Regions from separate parts of the Homo sapiens genome. Here region 2 is linked to region 1. Evidence: chromatin contacts called from ENCODE Hi-C or POLR2A ChIA-PET data. All regions are on one chromosome and are shown on one strand. The core of a region is the stretch at or near the end of the contact, and the rest is flanking DNA. Distances in the headings are between cores, read along the strand shown. Region 1 holds the start of RELL1 (RELT like 1). Region 2 holds the start of GUF1 (GTP binding elongation factor GUF1).

Region 1 (2,609 bases), core at 49-2,548:
ATCTCCTTCCCTTCCAACCTGCTCTGGTTTCTATGAAAAAGTGAAGGCCAAACTGCTAAGTCAGTGTAAAAGTTGTAAGCGACTGAAATGTTCTCAGGAGGAAGAGTTTATGGATGTTTATGGAGGAGACAGTCACTGTTGAAAGGCTTCCAGTTGCTTATTATTTGGGCCTGAGGAGGAACCACCGCTGAAATCAAGCTTGGAAGAGCTTGCTGACGTCAGATTCCCAGCTGTAGTAACCCCAAATGGCCAAGTAAGTATGTTTTTTTTTTAACTGCAGCTGTTAGGTGGCAATTAAGAGGGGAAGCGGTGGTAAGGAATCCCTAGTGTCTGTAATTATAAAAGCAAGGATGTGACATAGGACTTCCATAAAACTTACACCTCCTCTTAAGATTGATTTCAATTAAAAACTGCTTCATCGTTGGTGACACTTTAGCATCTCTGTTGGTGGCTTCCTGCCCTGACCACACAAGGTTCCTTTCGTGACGACAGGAATCAACAAAAAGAAGAAAAAAATGTAAGTTTACCAACGCGCCTTCCCTTTTTCCGAGCCTGATTTATACAGGATATATGGGAAGAAATGTGGACTCCTTGACCTGTTACAAGAATCCATCAACCACCCAAATAAATGGAAACGTGGAAAGAGATTCAAAGTCCTCCAGGTTTTAGGATATTTTAAGGTATTTAAAAGGGAGAAGGAGGCGCCGACAGCGCACCCGGTGCTCTGTGTCACGATCTTCCGCTCGCGGCGCCTTTGAGGACAAGGGCGGCGGGAAACGGGTCCGCGGGGTTCCGAGGCGAGCGGCCGTGGAGGAAGCGCCCCCGAAGAAGGCCTGGTCCCTACGCCCCGCACTGCCCAGCGCTGGGGAACACAGATCCTCGGAGGAGGCCCCAGGGAGGGAAGGCGGGAGCGGGGCCCGCGGGAGGGGAGGGACGGGAGCCGTTGCCACGCACCGCGCCCTGCCCGGACCGCCGCGGGACAGCCAGTTGTTCAGTGCCGGGATCCCGCGGCTGTGCCAGAAAGCAGGACGCCGCGGGGCTGCCGTCCCGACCCCTCGCTTCCTTCCGCGCTCCCGGGACCGGGCTCAGCACCCGGCGCCCCGGCTACGACCGGACACTCACCCGGAGCCACCAGCGGCGAACTCACGGCGCCTCCCACGAAGACAGCAGCGGCTAGGACGGCGGACCCCGGGAGTGCCCGCGGAGCCATCGCCGCGTCGCTTCGCCCTCCTCCCCCAGGGCGCCGCGTCCCGCGCTCGGGAAGGCAGAGCCGCTCCGGAGCCGGCGGGCTGATCGAGTGGCTGGGCTGGGCCCCAGGGAGCGGCGAACCCCGCCCCGCCATTGCCCCGCCCCACGCCACACCCACCTCGGCTCGGTCCCGCCTCTCCCCGCGCGCCCCGGGCTCCACCTAAGCCGGCACGAGGTCCACTCATGGCTCCGCCCCCGACTCCCCGCCCACCTCAGCCTGATCCCGCCTCTCCCTGCCATTCCCGCTTCCTTTCCAAACCCCGCAGCAGCCTCAGCGGCGTAGCTAGGCCATGGACACGCCCTCTTTCTCCACCCACCTCAGCTTGGCCCCGCCTCTCCCTACCGAGCCCCGGACTCCACCTAAGAAGGCACGTGGCCCATCCATGGCCCCGCCCTTTTCCCCACCCACAGCTCAGCCCGACCCCTCCTCTCCCGCTTCCTTTCCAAACCCAGCAGCAGCCTTGGCGGCGCAGTTAGGCTATAGCCCCGCCCTTGCGCCCTGCCCACCGTGGCCCGGCCGTGCCTCTACTTGCCAGGCCCGCTTCCTTTCCAAGCCGGGCCGGGATTACGCGGGAGCCCGGGGCGGGGGGAGGGTCGCCCGGGTGCAACCTCCCTCGGTCGCTGGGACTAGGCGGGCGTGGGAAGAGAAAGAGGGAGCGCGCCCCGAGAAGCACTGGACAGTCAGAAGCGGCCAGCACTGGAGTGAGCACAGGCTTTTTTCGCTGTTGGCATGTCTATCCACTAGCATTCCCCTCGGTTGCAGATCTAGGGAGTGATGCTGTGCTGGATGTCACGTTCTGTTGTTTGGAAATTAGCAGAAAAGATAACTTAAATTTCTTCCTCTGTTTGTTTGCATTTAAGCTGCTCCTATTGGGGAAAATACCTCTATGCATTTTCAGGAACAACTTGCCTTTTTTTTTTAATCGTGTGCTTGTATTGCACCTTGCGCATACTCCCGCAAAGTAGGTCTTTCAATGCCCAGACGCTTATTATCTCCTCACATCCTCACATCAGCTCTGCGAGGTGACTATTAGAGGCCAGGGAGTAAACCCACGATGTCTGGGCCACCATGATAAATTGTAATTATCTCATTGTCATTGTGTTTGCTCGCTGCTGTGCCCTCAGCGCCTGGATGGAGGACAGACAGCACACGCTAAGAGGTCAGAAGTGTTTTCTGAAGTTGAATCATCTTCACAAGCATTAATAGGACTCAGAGGCTCTCTCTGAATAGTTCCTTTTTACTGCCCTGTAGAGACTGTTGTTACTGGGCCATCAAGCATTTGCTTGAAGGAAATTAGGGCAGGACTTGAGCAAATACTCAACACCAGCAAGAAGAGGGGGTGCATGGAGGCTGTGGGTTT
Region 2 (2,609 bases), core at 43-2,542, 7.0 Mb after region 1:
GGAAGTCTGGGCAACATTGAATATAAATTATTGTGTTTACTTCAAGATAGTTGTTAAATTCATTCTCTTACAAGTGTGACAGAATTAGTCGTCTATCAAGTACTGTTTTAATTCATAAAAGTTCCAAGAAAGGGCCAGGCGCGGTGGCTCACGCCTGTAATCGCAACACTTTGGGAGGCCGAGGTGGGCAGATCACGAGGTCAGGAGTTCGAGATCAGCGTGACCAACATGGTGAAACCCCGTCTCTACTAAAAATACAAAAATTAGCCATGATTGCTGGCGCGCGCCTGTAATCCCAGCTACTCAGGAGACTGAGGCAGGAGAATCGCTTGAGCCCAGGAGGCGGAGGTTGCAGTGAGCCGAGATAGCGCTACTGTACTCCAGCCTGGGCGACAGAGCGAGACACCATCTCAGGGGGGAAAAAAAAATCCAAGAAAGAACTGAGTCTGGTACAGAATTCTTGATCCTAAGAAATCCTCCAAATGAAGAAACTTTCAAAGGCTCTGGAAACAATACGAATGATTCTGTCTTCAGTCACAATGATGAACTGAACACAGCTGTCATCTCCCTCCTTCGCACCAAATTCTGGATATTCCAGAAAAGCGCAAGAGAAATAGTGGGAGACAAACACTGGATGCAATCCTCCTATCACCTGTTTTATCCCCCATTCTTACTTCGTCAGAGCTCATTCCATGAAGTGGTAACTTGATGACGATGGAAACATTGGGGGTCCAGCATGGAACTTTTTCCCACCTTTACTTCTTGCCAAAACCTTCCTGGATTCAGTATTGCAATCAATGTTATGGCCCGTTTCCTTTCAGATGCACTTCAAGATTAGCTCTGTCACTGACAACATGGGGAATACATTTCGACCTCCAGATTTTAAAAGTGCCATTATTATTTTGCCATTAGGTAGAAGGCTAAGTCTCAACGTTGTGCTAATAATAGCATCTTTAAGTCCCTGGACTAAGACCTCGGCTCCTGGTTCGGGAATCAGACTGCCTGGGCGGCACTCCAGGCTCCACAGCTCCCCACCTGTGAGCTCCTGGGCAAGTCACTCGGTCCGGATTTCCAGAGGTAGTTTGGGGGAACTGACAGTACACACACCACAGGGCAGTAGTAAGAAAGAGACAATGCAAAGGAATTGGCACAGCACTCAGCAGACAATATAAGCTAATATGTACTCTGTCTACACCCTGCGTTTTAGGGAGTCAATCGAAAGCCTCCACTCACGTGACCACTCCACTACCCGGCGCCAAGACGCGCTGATGTCACGACAGCGTGCGGCGTGCAGACGTCGGCAAGCTGCGCCGCCGCTTCGGGTTGCTTCCGGATCTGGTACTTGGGCAGAGCTCCCCGGGGTTCATTGTCTTCGCTTCACAGGATCTGTTTGAGTCCTGTCCACCGGATCCTACGGGGGGTACCTTCGAAAAAAAACGGGCTATGCTGCTGTTGCGTGTGGGTACCCTCTCCTGACGCCTCCGCCGCCCGGGTCATGTGGACCCTCGTGGGTCGGGGCTGGGGGTGCGCACGCGCTCTCGCGCCACGAGCCACTGGGGCCGCGCTTCTGGTGGCCCCGGGGCCCCGGTCCGCGCCGACCCTTGGGGCTGCTCCAGAGTCCTGGGCTACCGACAGGCTCTACAGCTCCGCAGAATTCAAGGTGACTGCCCCCTGGAATCTGATTTAGCCAAGTTTTCAAACGTTGGAGTGCCCCATGCGATCTTGGACATGTATAGGGCTTTCTGGGACTAGCTCTGAACCCTGCTTGCAACTTGGTACAGGGAGGCAGAGCGGAGAGTGTGAGCACTGCTCAGGTTCCCGACCCTCCACTCCTCACTAGTGTGACCTTGGGCAAGTCACTAACTTTGTAGGTTTTCTCATTTTCAATGTCAAATGTTGATTTGTTTACGCGAGCCACTGGTCGAAGTGCTTTGCGTTTATTCATCTATTTAATTCTAAAAAGCCTACTAAGCAAGTTGCTAGTAAATATTAATATAACGTCCATTTTCCTGCAAATTAAGTAGCTATGTGGCCTGGGCAAGTTACTACATTGTCACTCTCCTACTTCATTTGTTGAATGCAGAACTGATCAAACATCCAGTGGCTAATTTGTGAGATTTGTGTGATGTGAGAAGTGGACTTTTTTAGACTAATACCTAGAATGCAGGAAGTTCTCGGTCTGTCTTTGTAGTTTTATTTCATTCTACCTCAGCCAGAGCAAACCTGTGTAATTTTGACTCTGGTGGGAGAGGGTGGGAGGTTCAACAACTCTGATAATTGTGAATGGATACATTTTAGTCAGAAAAGTGAAGTGACTGAAGGCAAGCTATAAGTAGGCAGAAAGACAAAACCTTAAATTAATCAACTTTGGCCCTAATATGCCTGTGTTTTTAAAAATGGATTTATATTGCAATTCGAAGTATAAAGATGGTGCAATTCTCTATACCTTTTGAACTGAAGGGAAAGAAAATCTACAGGGCAAACATCAGAATTAGTTTTTTTTCGGCAGACTTTCAGCTATAATTGTGCTTTTATTATCTGTCTTTATGGGGCTATTAAAAAACAAAGCTCACGTGAATTTTATATTTCATTGTAATTTCATGGTTTTG

Evidence for each region. A loop is a pair of places that touch in the nucleus more often than their neighbours do. ChIA-PET counts read pairs that join two places held with the same protein, here RNA polymerase II (POLR2A). Pooled maps may share reads with other maps.
Region 2: a loop to region 1 is called in a map of naive thymus-derived CD4-positive, alpha-beta T cell, with 16 times the contacts of the local background. The contact joins the promoter of GUF1 here to the promoter of RELL1 in region 1. A Hi-C loop is called at or near these places in 2 of 168 maps with a recorded cell type or tissue (naive thymus-derived CD4-positive, alpha-beta T cell and ovary) and 3 of 50 pooled maps. POLR2A ChIA-PET finds 5 or more read pairs at or near these places in 1 of 52 experiments (CD4-positive, alpha-beta memory T cell).

Annotation. Positions count from the first base shown.
Region 1 is chr4:37,685,078-37,687,686 of GRCh38, forward strand. It overlaps RELL1 (RELT like 1), which reads right to left and starts at 1,299. Exons shown (of 7, transcript NM_001085400.2): 1 at 1,123-1,299. The coding sequence starts at 1,210. RefSeq lists silencers at 838-1,507, 1,688-1,997.
Region 2 is chr4:44,677,128-44,679,736 of GRCh38, forward strand. GUF1 (GTP binding elongation factor GUF1) reads left to right here and starts at 1,293. Exons shown (of 17, transcript NM_021927.3): 1 at 1,293-1,660. The coding sequence starts at 1,496. RefSeq lists an enhancer at 512-1,400 and a silencer at 1,472-1,631.